Regions from separate parts of the Homo sapiens genome. Here region 1 is linked to region 2. The links are chromatin contacts, found by Hi-C or POLR2A ChIA-PET in ENCODE. All regions are on one chromosome and are shown on one strand. Each heading gives the region's core, a stretch centred on a gene start or an enhancer-like site at or near the end of the contact. The rest is flanking DNA. Distances are from core to core; before and after follow the strand shown.

The links. A loop is a pair of places that touch in the nucleus more often than their neighbours do. ChIA-PET counts read pairs that join two places held with the same protein, here RNA polymerase II (POLR2A). Pooled maps may share reads with other maps.
Region 1: a loop to region 2 is called in a pooled map, with 2.4 times the contacts of the local background. The contact joins the promoter of SPACA4 here to the enhancer-like site in region 2. A Hi-C loop is called at or near these places in 1 of 37 single-sample maps with no recorded cell type and 7 of 50 pooled maps. POLR2A ChIA-PET finds 5 or more read pairs at or near these places in 6 of 52 experiments (BJ, GM12878, HCT116 and 3 more).

The regions. Positions count from the first base shown.
Region 1 is chr19:48,605,238-48,611,932 of GRCh38, reverse strand. It overlaps SPACA4 (sperm acrosome associated 4), which reads right to left and starts at 5,191. Exons shown (of 1, transcript NM_133498.3): 1 at 4,219-5,191. The coding sequence starts at 4,954. The coding sequence ends at 4,580. It overlaps FAM83E (family with sequence similarity 83 member E), which reads left to right. Exons shown (of 7, transcript NM_017708.4): 4 at 1,086-1,253; 5 at 1,933-2,057.
Region 2 is chr19:48,411,713-48,417,706 of GRCh38, reverse strand. It overlaps GRIN2D (glutamate ionotropic receptor NMDA type subunit 2D), which reads right to left. Exons shown (of 14, transcript NM_000836.4): 5 at 3,602-3,716; 6 at 3,123-3,334; 7 at 2,675-2,843; 8 at 1,552-1,705. Among named protein-coding and RNA genes, the nearest start is that of GRIN2D, 21 kb to the right of the region's middle. RefSeq lists enhancers at 2,753-2,892, 2,598-3,319. Within about 2 kb of position 3,643, at least 4 of the 41 ENCODE cell types and tissues checked have a DNase peak (open chromatin) inside an H3K27ac peak, as active enhancers do; they include HCT116, where a contact is called at or near this core.

The sequences.
Region 1 (6,695 bases), core at 3,942-6,441, 190 kb before region 2:
TGCACCCAGCACCCAGAAAATTCCACAGGACCCAGAAATGCAGTTGCCCACAGTGCCCTACGGGACATCCACCACTGATCCTACAGCCAAACTGCCGTGGACATTTGGGTACCGCAGTGTCGCAGCTCAGGGGACGCTGTTCTGTGTTATAAACGTGATTTGTAGGCCAGCCACGGTGGCTCACGGCCTGTAATCCCAGCACTTTGGGAGGCCAAGGCTGGGGGATCACCTGAGGTCAGGGGTTCAAGACCACCCTGGCCAAGATGGCGAAATCCCGTCTCTACTAAAAATACAAAAATTAGCCGGGCGTGGTGGTGGGTGCCTGTAATCCCAGCTACTCTGGAGGCTGAGGCAGGAGAACTGCTTGAGTCCCAGAGGCCGAAGTTGCAGTGAGCTGATATTGCGCCACTGCACTCCAGCCTGGGCAACAGAGCAAGACTTCGTCTTTTAAAAAAAGAAAAAAAAAGCCGGGCGTGGTGGCTCACTCCTGTACTCCTAGCACTTTGGGAGGCTGAGGCAGGTGGATCACGAGGTCAGGAGATCGAGACCATCCTGGCTAACACGGTGAAAGCCCATCTCTACTAAAAATACAAAAAATTAGCTGGGCGTGGTGGTGGGCGCCTGTAGTCCCAGCTACTTGGGAGGCTGAGGCAGGAGAATTGCTTGAACCCGGGAGGTGGAGTTTGCAGTGAGCTGAGATTGCGCCCCTGAGCTGCAGCCTGGGAGACAGAGTGAGACTCCGTCTCAAAAAAAAAAAAACAACAAAAAACAACAACAACAACAAAAACACAAAAAAACAAGCAAACATGATTTATGATTACAGTTTTCCAGCATTTAGGGGCCGGGAATCTCGAGGAGGGGCTGGGGATCTCATGGAGGGGCAGCGTTTTGCTCATTCACACGTAGGTGCTGTTTGAGCAGCAGTGTATGTCTGGGGGTCTCCCCTTTAGCCCACCTGAACTTTAAACTCCCAGCCCCCAGAGCACTTTACTCCCAGATTCCAGATGTCAGGTTTCCCACACCCTCTGAGTGTCCCCTGAGCCAGCTTCCGTTCACAAGCCCACCGCCCCTCTCCCCATGCCCAGCTGGTGGCCGTGGTCATGGACGTCTTCACTGACCCAGACCTGCTTTTGGACTTGGTGGATGCTGCCACGCGCCGCTGGGTACCTGTCTACCTGCTCCTGGACCGCCAGCAGCTGCCTGCCTTCCTGGAACTGGCCCAGCAGCTGGGGGTGAACCCCTGGAACACGGAGGTAGGGGCCGGGCCAGGGGGTCCTGTGAGTCCCCATTCCCCTGGCATGGGGGCAGTGGGGGCAGACCCTTCCATGGAGCTCCGGGTCATTGAGATGGATGCTAGCAGGGATGGTCCCCTGGGATCTGATGCCCACAGCACTGGGGAGGTGGGGGTGGGCATTCCCAAGGAATCTTGAGTCACTGAGTTTGGGTATCCCCAAGAAACGCCTGAGGGTTGATATCAGTGGCTCTAAGGAAGCTGAGACAGATACTTCTTTTTTTTTTTTTTTTTTTTTTTTTTGAGACGGAGTGTTGCTTTGTCGCCCAGGCTGGAGTGCAGTGGCGTGATCTCGGCTCACTGCAACCTCCACCTCCCGGGTTCAAACGATTCTCCTGCCTTAGACTCCCCAGTAGCTGGGATTACAGGCATGTGTCACCATGCCTGGCTAACTTTTGTATTTTTAGTAGAGACGGGGTTTCGCCATGTTGGCCAGGCTGGTCTCGACCTCCTGACCTCAGCTGATCCACCCGCCTCGGCCTCCCAAAGTGCTGGGATTACAAGTGTGAGCCACCACGCCTGGCCTTGGACAGATACTTCTATGGAGTCATGGGTCCCCCAGTTAGAACCAGTCTGGAGGGAGCCTGAATCCATGCAGTGGGCCTCAGCAAGGGTGTACCCTCCACTCCCCACACCAACAGAACGTGGATGTCCGTGTCGTGCGGGGCTGCAGCTTCCAGAGCCGCTGGCGACGGCAGGTGAGCGGCACCGTGCGGGAGAAGTTTGTGCTGCTGGACGGCGAGAGGGTCATCTCAGGATCCTACAGGTGTAGCCCCCGCCCCGCCCCCCACCTCCCGGCGTCCTATACCCCACTTTCCCTCAGTGTGCTCAGAGAACAGCTGGCATCCCCTTGCCCAGGCCTCTCTTTTCTCATCTGTGTAATGGGGGCAAAACACTCTTCCCTGCGGAGGAGGTTGGTGCCGCGGCCGGACCTGGTGCTGGCCTGTTTAGTGGTCTTGGGTAAGTCTGCTTCTCTTTGACCTGGTGTTTTCTTATCTGGAAAACTGGGCAAACAGTTTGGGGGTGGGGTTTGTTCAAAATCAGGAGCACCTGGATTGGGATCTAAGCTCTGCCTCGGGTAAATAACTCCACCTCTCTGAGCATCTAAGAAAATGCCCGGACATGGTGGCTCACGCCTGTAATCCCAGCACTTTGAGAGGCTGAGGCGGGCAGATTGGCTGAGGTCAGGAGTTCAAGACCAGTCTGGCCAACATGGTGAAACCCTGTCTTCCCAGCTACTTGGGAGGTTGAGGCAGGAGAATTGCTTGAACCCAGGAGAGAGGTTGCAGTGAGCCGAGATCGCGCTGTCGCACTCCAGCCTGGGAGACAGAGCAAGACTCCATCTCAAAAAAGCAAAAAAAAAAAAAAAAAAAAAAGAAAGAAAGAAACTGCAAATAATAACAGCACCTACCTCACAGGGTCACAGCACAGCTAGGGAGGAGAGGGGTGTGGCCTCTGGGACCAGACGGCCTGGATTCAAATTCTAGCTCTCTCAGTTCCTCGTTGTGTGACTTCAGGCAACTTACTTCACCTCTCTGTGCCTCAGTTTCCCCCTCTATGTCATGGGCTGATAGGGTTAGAGCCTCTAGAACCAGGTCCCTCAACAGGGGTGGCACCCACGCTCGGGCTGGGTAAGTCTTTGTTTTAGGAGCTGTTGGGTGCATTGTGGGAGGCTCCTCGGCATCTTCAGCCTCCACCCAGCAGAGGTCAGTAGCATCACACGCCCCATACCCCCGACTTTCCCTGCCAATTAGAGAACCGAAAACCTCTCCAGACAGCGCAGATGCCCACTGGGGAGCACAGGTGCCCAGCTGAGAACACTGCTCAGGAACAGTGGCTTTCAACCCTGTGCATGCACCAGAATCCCTGGGAGCGCTTGTTAAAACACAGCTTTTGGGCTGGGCGTGGTGGCTCACACCTGTAATCCCAGCACTTTGGGAGGCCGAGGCAGGTGGATCACCCGAGGTCAGGAGTTTCAGACCAGCCTGATTAACATGGGGAAACCCTGTCTCTACTAAAAATACAAAAAATCAGCCGGGCCTGGTGGAATGCATCTCTAGTCCCAGCTACTCGGGAGGCTGAGGCAGGAGAATCGCTAGAACCTGGGAGGTGGAGGTTGCAGTGAGCCAAGATCGCGCCACTGCACTAAAGCCTGGGTGACCGAGCGAGACTCTGTCTCAAAAAATAAAAAAAAAAAAAAAAAAGGAAAAGAAAAAGAAAACGGAAAAAGGCCAGGCGTGGTGGTTCATGTCTGTAGTCCCAGCACTTTGGGAGGCTGAGGCAGGAGGATCGCTTGAGCCCAGGACTTCAAGACCAGCCTGGGCAACATAGCAGGACCCCATCTCTACAAAAATTTAAAAAAATAAAAATTAGACATGATGGAGCATGCTTCTAGTCCCAGCTACTCAGGAGGCTGAGGTGGGAGGATTGCTTGAGCCCAGGAGGTAGAGGCTGCAATGAGCCAAGATTGCACCACTGCACTCCAGCCTGGGCAGCAGAGCAAAACCCTGTTTCAAAAAGAAAAAGAGAGAACAATACACAGCTTTTGGACCCCACTGCCATTCATCGTGCCTGGAACAGGACCTGAGAATCTGCATTTTCAGGAAGTTCCCACTTGCTGCTGCTGCTGTTTCTGGTCCAGGGACCACACTTTGAGAATGATTGGAGTTGAGACCAGGATGTTTGAAATGTTTGAAAGAGTGTTTACCTTCCCAGCTTGGTGTGAGGATTCAGTGGCACGTAACGTAAGACAGGCTTGGCCAGGTGCCGTGGCTCATACCTGTAATCCCAGCACTTTGGGAGGCTGAGGTGGGAGGATCACTTGAGCCCAAGAATCCGAGACCACCCTGGGCAACATAGCTGGACCTTATCTCTACAAAAAGAAAAAAAAAAAAAGGAAAAGAAAAAGAAAAGAAAACAAAGAATGCTCCATGAACATCAGCTGTCATTTATTATGATATATATATATTTTTTACCATATTTCATGGACTCTAAAGTGCTACCAATGGAGAGAAGCATCCTGATTGAGATGTGAGAAGCTCTGCGTCTTAGAACCAGTGGAACAGAGTAATACAATCAAACCCACGGGCCGTGCTCCCCTGCCGCTCAGTCAGGCCTGGGGATGCTTCCCCTAGCACCGGGCTCCTGGTGGACAGCCTTAGAAGGGATGAAGCCAGGGCCGCAAGAGGTTGTCCAGGGCCTCTCTGGCCATTTAGTGGGGGAAGGACATGGGGACATGGGGAGTGGCGGATCTGGGAGAACAGTCCCAGGCCCTGTCCTCCCTGTTGGTCACAGCAAACGTGGAGGAAGCAGCATACCCAGCCCCAGTGCCAGGCTGGTGGTGGCCCCCACTGTCTGGCTGCTCGGGGCTCTGTTACACAGGCGGCCGGTGCAGCAGTTGGTGGTGAGGCTGTAGGTGACGCCCCTGTAGCTGACGGGTTCCTCAAGGCCGCAGCTGGTGGCTCGCAGGCAGCCTTTGTTGATGACCGGACCAGTGCCCGGGGCGACCCCGTGGCCTGTGAAGCAGTCCTCGTCATCGCCACAGTGCATGTAGGTACCAGGACACTGCATGGAGTCGGTGAGCTCACAGAAGACGCAGTCCTTGACGCCCGTCGTGCCTGGGGGCAGAGCCATCACCAGAAGCAGCAGCCAGCACAGGACCATGGCGGCCTGGCGGCGTTGACCCTGCCCCAGCCAGGCCGTGGGCTTCCCAGACCTCCCGGAACCGCTGAATGAAGGACCTCTGAGGACTCCTCTTGCCCACGGGACTTTGGCCCTGGTCCTGGCCTCCCAGGGTCAGCGCCTGGAGTGTCCTCTGTTCCCAACGCCCTGCGTCCCTCTAAGTCCTGGGGATGGAGGTGAGCGGGTGGCTGCTGCCCAACAAGAGTCTGTGAATGGAATGAGTGATCTCACAGATCCCTCAGGGTTCCCACTGGCCGCTCTGGGGATGAGGTCATAGGTGAGAGGAGTGGGTGTCACAATCCAAGGGGTGGCCTGCCCCGCCGACCTGCCGGGGCGCAAGAGGGCTCTGCCATCCCTGCCAAGGTGAAGACGCCCTGAACCCAGAGGACGCTGGCCACAAGCTTGTCCGCATTCTCTGTGCTGTACACCCGCCAAGGGCTTGACTTCAGCCTCACACCTCCCATAGTGACCCCATATTCCAGATGGGTAAACTAAGGCTGGGGAAAGTGATGTATCCAGGGTCCCCGAGCCAGGATGAGAGCCAGGTTCATTGAATTCCAAAGAGGCTGGGAAAGAAGAGGGTGTATTAACTGAGCACTTGCTGTGTGCCAGGATTCATGCTCAGTGCTTGCTTGCTTTTATTTTTTTGAGACGGAGTCTCTCACTCTGTCACCCAGGCTGGAGTGCAGTGGCGTGATCTCAGCTCACTGCAGCTTCTGCTTCCCAGCTTCAAGCGATTCTCGTAACTCAGCCTCCCGAGTGGCTGGGACTGCAGGCGCATGCAACCACATCTGGCTAATTTTTGTATTTTTAGTAGAGACAGGGTTTCACCATGTAGGCCAGGCTGGTTGCGAACTCTTGAGCTCAAGTGATCTGCCCGCCTCGACCTCCCAAAGTGCTGGGATTACAGACGTGAGCCACCACACCACGCCTGGCACTTGGTGCTTTCAATAACAACTACTGTGATGACAGGAAGTGTTAGGGCACCGGCCCCCACAGCTCACAGGCTCTCAGGGCCAGCTACGTGCAGGGGGCTTGATTCAAATTCAGTCATTTGAATATTCCTATGTTGTATTTATTTCTTAATTTTATTTTTTATTTTAAAAAATTGGCCGGGCGCAGTGGCTCACGCCTGTAATCCCAGCACTTTGGGAGGCCGAGGCGGGTGGATCACCTGAGCTCAGGAGTTCAAGACCAGCATGGCCAACGTGGTAAAACCCCATCTCTACTAAAAATACAAAAATTTGCTGGGCATGGTGGTGTGCACCTGTAATCCCAGCTACTTGGGAGGCTTGAACCTGGGAGGTGGAGGTTGCAGTGAGCCAATATTGTGCCACTGCACTTGAGCCTAGGCAATAGAGCAAGACTCCATCTCAAAAAAAAAAAAAAATAGGATCTTGCTCTGTTGCCTAGACTGGAGTGCAGTGGCGCGATCTTGGCTCACTGCAGCCTCAACTTCCCAGGCTCAAGTGATTCTCCTCCCTGAGCCTCCAGAGTAGCTGGGACTATAGGCGTGCACCACCATGCCCGGCTAATTTTGTAAAATTTTTTATAGAGATGGGGTCTTGCTATGTTGCCCAGGCTGGTCTCAAACTCCTAGCCTCAAGTGATCCTCCTGCCTCGGCCTCCCAAAGTGCTGGGATTACAGGCATGAGCCACTGCACACGGCCTTCCTAGGTTTTTGCTCCAGATTGCAGATGAGCACTGCAGGGAGCAGCAACGT
Region 2 (5,994 bases), core at 2,394-4,893:
ATAAATAGGACCTTGTCACTCCTCTGCAGTGTGCTGCCTGCAAGCAGGGGCCCCACGTGGTGCTTCTCAGTGTGCCCTGCAGAGACCTTGGTGCAAAGGGGAGGCCACAGGAGACACCACTGGGCGAAATAAACAGAAAACAAAACACAAAGGAAGGGATGGCTCTTCTTCCAGCCCCTCCCCTCTCCCAGGAGCTTTGCTCACACTTCAGAGAGCAAGTGGGAACTGACAAGCACTGTTGCCCTTGGCCGATGTACGCTTCTCCAGCTCAGCAATGGTCCCTCTACCCAATCCATCTCAAAGCCACCAGCCCATCTGGTGGGCAGCTCTCTAACCACACCCTGCATCTGTCTGCTGTCACCTTCCTATTGCACACCCCCACTCTGTCTCTGGCATAAACCTTGCAGTAGCATCCCCACCAGCCACTTGCTTCCACAGAGTGGGATTTTTTTCTTTGTTCTTTTTTAGAGATAGGGTCTGGCTCTGTCATCCAGGCTGGAGTGCGGTGGTGCCATCTTGGCTCACTGCAACCTCTGCCTCCTGGGTTCAAGCCATCCTTACACCTCAGCCTCCGGAGTAGCTGGGATTACACAGAGCTGGATATTTTAAAAACTTAAATCTGATTATATATCCCCACACCATCTTCTGTAGTTAAAACCCTTGTCCGGGTGCAGTGGCTCACGCCTGTAATTCCAGCATTTTGGGAGGCTGAGGTGGGCAGATCACCTGAGGTCAGGAGTTTGAGATTAGGCTGGCCACCATGGTGAAACCCCGTCTCTACTAAAAATACAAAAATTGGCCAGGCGTGGTGGTGCATGCCTGTGATCCCAGTTACTTGGCAGGCTGAGGCAGGAGAATCGCTTAAACCTGAGAGGCAGGTTGAGGTTGCAGTGAGCCGAGATGGTGCCACTGCATTCCAGCCTGGGCGACAGAGTGAGACTCTGTCTGAAAAAAAAAAAAAGAGAGAGAGAGAGAGAAGTAGAAGCTTATCTTCTGCCTCCTTCACAAGGCTGAGAGATCCTACTGGACAGGGATTTGTGTCTTCCTCATTTGCCACTGTGTTCCCAGTGTGGAGCCCACCACCTGGCACATAGTAGATGCTCAGTAAACACTGATGGTGACTTAAGTGCTTACAAGGTATTGGTACCATGCTAATTTGTTCTCTTCATCTCATACCTAGTACAGGAAAACACTTGGGTTTTGTGGGGCCTGAAGCTTGCACAATTTGGAGGGCTCTCTTTGAGAAAAAATAATTCAACCTTATGAATACAAAACCAGGTGCAGGGCTTGGAAGCTGCAGTGCAAGAGAAGGCTCCTGAGCTCAAGCTTCTTTAGCCTCTTGATGAAATGTCTTCTGGGTAGGGAAATTATTTCTTCCATCTTGTAGATTAGGAAACTGAGGTTCAGAAATGATGTCACTTCACCGAAGTTGCACAGCGGGTTCAAGTACCGATGATACCGGGAACCCAGGTTTTCTGATCCCAGGGCCCACACGGTTGGGGACGGCTACTTTGCCTAGGGCTAGCTCCCTGTCCCAGGGCCCCAGATTACCGAGGAAGGCCGAGGGGGACACCGTGCCATTGCTGCGCGCCACCATGACGCTGATGCCGGTCTCCACGAAGGGGACGGAGAAGTCCACGATCTCGGAGCGCTCCTCGTTGATGGTGAGGGAGCCGATGGCCATGTCTGCGCGCTGGTAGAACACCTGGGGTGGGGGCGATGAGGAGTGGGCGGGGGAACCCGGCTCAAGCGGACAGACTGACACGGACGGCGAGCAGAGACGGGCCCCGGGAGCAGACCAGTGACAGGGTGAGGGAAGGGGCCAAGAGGGATTGCGAGGTGGGTGAGGAGGGGGACGAAGAGTGGGGCAGGGAAGGGCGGAGGTGAGAAATGGGGAACAAGATTGGGAATTGGTAGCCCGCGTCCTACCCGGCTGCTCCCAGCAAGACCTCAAGGCCTTGGTCCAGATCTTCCCAGCCCCACCCTCTTCCCCTAGATTCTCACCCTCCTGGCCCCTCCTCCTCTGTACCAAAGTCCCTCCTCCCAGCCCCGCCCCCTTCCCCTAGGAGTCCCACCCTCCTAGCCCCGCCTCCACTGCCCCAAAGTCCCTCCTCCCAGCCCTGCCCCCTTCCCCTAGGAGTCCCACCCTCCTAGCCCCGCCTCCTCTGCTCCAAAGTCCCTCCTCCAAACCCCGCCCCTGACACCTCCTGACCCCGCCCCCTGTTCCAAGGCATGTCCCTCCCGCGACCCCGCCCCAGGCCCCAATCAGGTGTTTCCTCAATTTGGCCGCGCCCCTGCCCCAGGGTGCCGACCTCTTTTTTTTTATTATTATTTTTTGAGACTGAGTCTCACTCTGTGCCCAGGCTGGAGTGCAGTGGCGCGATCTCCGCTTACTGCAACCTCCGCCTCCCGGGTTCAAGCAATTCTCCTGCCTCAGCCTCCCGAGTAGCTGGGATTACAGGCGCCCGCCACCACGCACGGCTAATTTTTTGCATTTTAGTAGAGACGGGGTTTCACCGTTTTGCCCAAACTGGTCTCGAACCCCTGAGCTCAGGCAATTCGCCCGCCTCGGCTTCCCAAAGTGCTGGGATTACAGGCGTGAGCCACCACGCCCGGCTGTGCCCGCCTCTCGACTCCGCCCCGAAGATTCCCCGCCTCCCGTCCGCCCCCTCACCTCCCCGATCATGCCGTTCCAGACGCCATCGATCTTCTTTCCGTGCTTGCCATTGGTGACCAGGTAGAGGTCGTAGCTGAAGCCGATGGTATGCGCCAGCCGCTTCAGAATGTCGATGCAGAAACCCTTGCAGCAGCGCTTTTCCGGGCGGGGGGCATCCGGTGGAGGGCTGCGGGCAGTGACCAGGCTTGGGGAGTTTGGGGACCCCCTCCTTAGACTCTCTCATGAAGAGAGGATATGGAGGAAGGGATAGGCGGCAGCTAAAACTATGGTTAGCGCTTTCAGGGGAAACTCAGGCTCAAAGAATTCTGAGGTTTGCCTAAGGTCACCAAGCTGGAGGGCTTTGTGGGTCCTGGGTCCCAAGGGAGGAGGGGGCTGGGGGCCCAGACTACTGGGCTTCACGGGAGGCGGGTTTTGGAGCCGGAACTCCTGGATCCCGAGCTGTCACCTGTGGGTTCGGTTGAGCTGGCTCCGGCAGGGGACGGAGTCTCGGATGCAGGTGCCGCTGATAGGGTCTGCAGGCTCCACGATGACAAACGGCCTTTCCTCCAGCGTGGCCACCGTGAGGTGCTGCGTGTCGTCCACTGGCTGCAGGAAGCGACCATAGCGGGACCACAGCGGGTACTTGAGGCGGAGCGTCTGCTGCTCCCAGCTGCCCACCTTGGCCAAAGGGAAAGAGAGTCAGGCTTCCTGGGAAGACTTCCCGGTGTATCCTGGCCTCCATGATCCTCTTCCCTCAGACCTAGGTGTGTGGGCAGCAGCTTCTTCCAAGACCCAGGAGCCCCTCCCACCTTCAGATCCCAGGACCCAGGAGTCCAGGCTCCTTGTCCCCTCCTCCCTCTTAGTCCACGACCTCAAGCCCCCCCTCTGCCAGGATGCAGGAGTCCACACCCTCTGCCATGCCTGAGGTCTGGGGCTACGACTCACCACCTCCCACGTCCTGTCTCTGGTGAGGGAGATGACCACCAGGGAGGGGTTCACTAGGAAGCCGTCCTCATTGAAGGAGTAATCCCGGTTATCCCACGTGATGTTCATGAAGTACCTGCCCAGGAGGAGGGAAAGGGGACATGCTGGGGCCTGGGCTGGACCTTGGCAGCGGAAGGCAGAGAAAGTCCCCTTTCTGCAGACCAGCCCCAGCCCCCAGCTGGAATCTCTCTTCTTTTACCTCCAAGGTCTCAAAAACACGAATATACCCCTTCCCTGCTCAGCACCCTCCCCTTGGCTGCCCAGTGCCCCCCAGGATAAGGTTCCAGACTCTCTTTCAGCTTGGTGTTGAGGCCCTAGAGTCCCCTTTTCTTTCCTTCTTTTTTAAAGTAGAGATGGGGTTTCACTATTTTTCCCAGGCTGGTCTTTTTTTTTTTTTTTTTTTTTGAGACAGAGTCTTGCTCTGTCTCCCAGGCTGGAGTGCAGTGGTATGATCTTGGCTCACTGCCACCTCCACTTCCTGGGTTCAAGTGATTCTCCTGCCTCAGCCTCCCAAGTAGCTGGGATTATAGACATGCACCACCATGCTTGGCTAATATTTTGTTTGTTTTTGTTTTTGTTTTGTTTTTTGAGACAGAGTCTTGCTCTGTCACCCAGGCTGGAGTGCAGTGGCATGATCTTCGCTCACTGCAACCTCCGCCTCCTGGTTCAAGCAATCCTCCTGCCTCAGCCTCCTGAGTAGCTGGGATTGCAGGTGTTCACCACCATGTCCAGCTAATTTTTGTATTTTTAGTAGAGATGGGGTTTCACCATGTTGGCCAGACTGGTCTAGAACTCCTGACCTCAGCCTCAGTGATCCACCTGCCTCAGCCTCCCAAAGTGTTGGGATTACAGGCATGAGCCACCATGCCCTCTTTCTTTTTTTTTTTTTTTAATGTGTGGTTTTTTTGTTTGTTTTTGTTTTTGTTTTTTGAGACAGAGTCTTGCTCTTGTTGCCCAGGCTGGAGTGCAATGGTATGGTCTCGGCTCACTGCAACCTCCGCCTCCCGGGTTCAAGCAATTCTCCTGCCTCAGCCTCCTGAGTAGCTGGGATTGCAGGTGTTCACCACCATGTCCAGCTAATTTTTGTATTTTTAGTAGAGATGGGGTTTCACCATGTTGGCCAGACTGGTCTAGAACTCCTGACCTCAGCCTCAGTGATCCACCTGCCTCAGCCTCCCAAAGTGTTGGGATTACAGGCATGAGCCACCATGCCCTCCTCTTTCTTTTTTTTTTTTTTTTAATGTGTGGTTTTTTGTTTGTTTTTGTTTTTGTTTCTTGAGACAGAGTTTTGCTCTTGTTGCCCAGGCTGGAGTGCAATGGTGTGGTCTCAGCTCACTGCAACCTCCGCCTCCCGGGTTCAAGCAATTCTCCTGCCTCAGCCTCCCGAGTAGCTGGGATTACAGGCGCCCACGACCATGCCCGGCTAATTTTTTGTATTTTTAGTAGAGACAGGGTTTCACCATGTTGACCAGGGTGGTCTCGAACTCATGACCTCAGGTGATCCGCCCGCCTCAGCCTCCCAAAGGGCTGGGATTACAAGCGTGAGCCACCGCGCCTGGCCTGGCCCGCCTCTTTCTTTCTCTCTCTTTCTTTCTTTCTTTCTTTCTTTCTTTCTTTCTTTCTTTCTTTCTTTCTTTCTTTCTTTTCTTTCTCTTTCTTTCTTTCTTTTCTTTCTCTTTCTTCTTTTCTTTTTTTTAAATTTTTATGTATGTATGTATGTATTTATTTATTTATTTTTGAGACAGAGTCTCGCTCTGTCGCCCAGGCTGGAGTGTAGTGGTGCGATCTTGGCTCACTGCAAGCTCCACCTCCCAGGTTCACGCCATTCTCCTGCCTCAGCCTCACAAGTAACTGGGACTACAGGCACCTGCCACCACACCCAGCTAATTTTTTGTATTTTTTTTAGTAGAGACGGGGTTTCACCGTGTTAGCCAGGATGGTCTTGATCTCCTGACCTTGTGATCCGCCTGCCTCGGCCTTCCAAAGTGCTGGGATTACAGGCATGAGCCACCACGCCCAGCCTCTTTTTTTTTTTAAGTAGAGATAGGGTCTCACTACTTTTCCCAGGCTGGTCTTGAACTCCTGAGTTCAAGTGATCCTCCCACCTCAACCTCCCAACATAGTGGGATTACAGGTGTGAATCACTGTGCCAGGCCCCTAGAGTCTGTTTTTGTTCTGGCTTTGCCTTCCTCTGAAGCCGCATCTCTGAGAGTTCCCACCCTCAAACTTCAAACTCTTTTCACCCCAAAATTCTTTTTTTTTTTCTCTATCAACACTGGCTTCAAGGTGTCTCCCAAACATGTCAAGTGATTTCTTATCTCTAGGACTTTGCAGATGCTGTTCTCTCTGCCTGA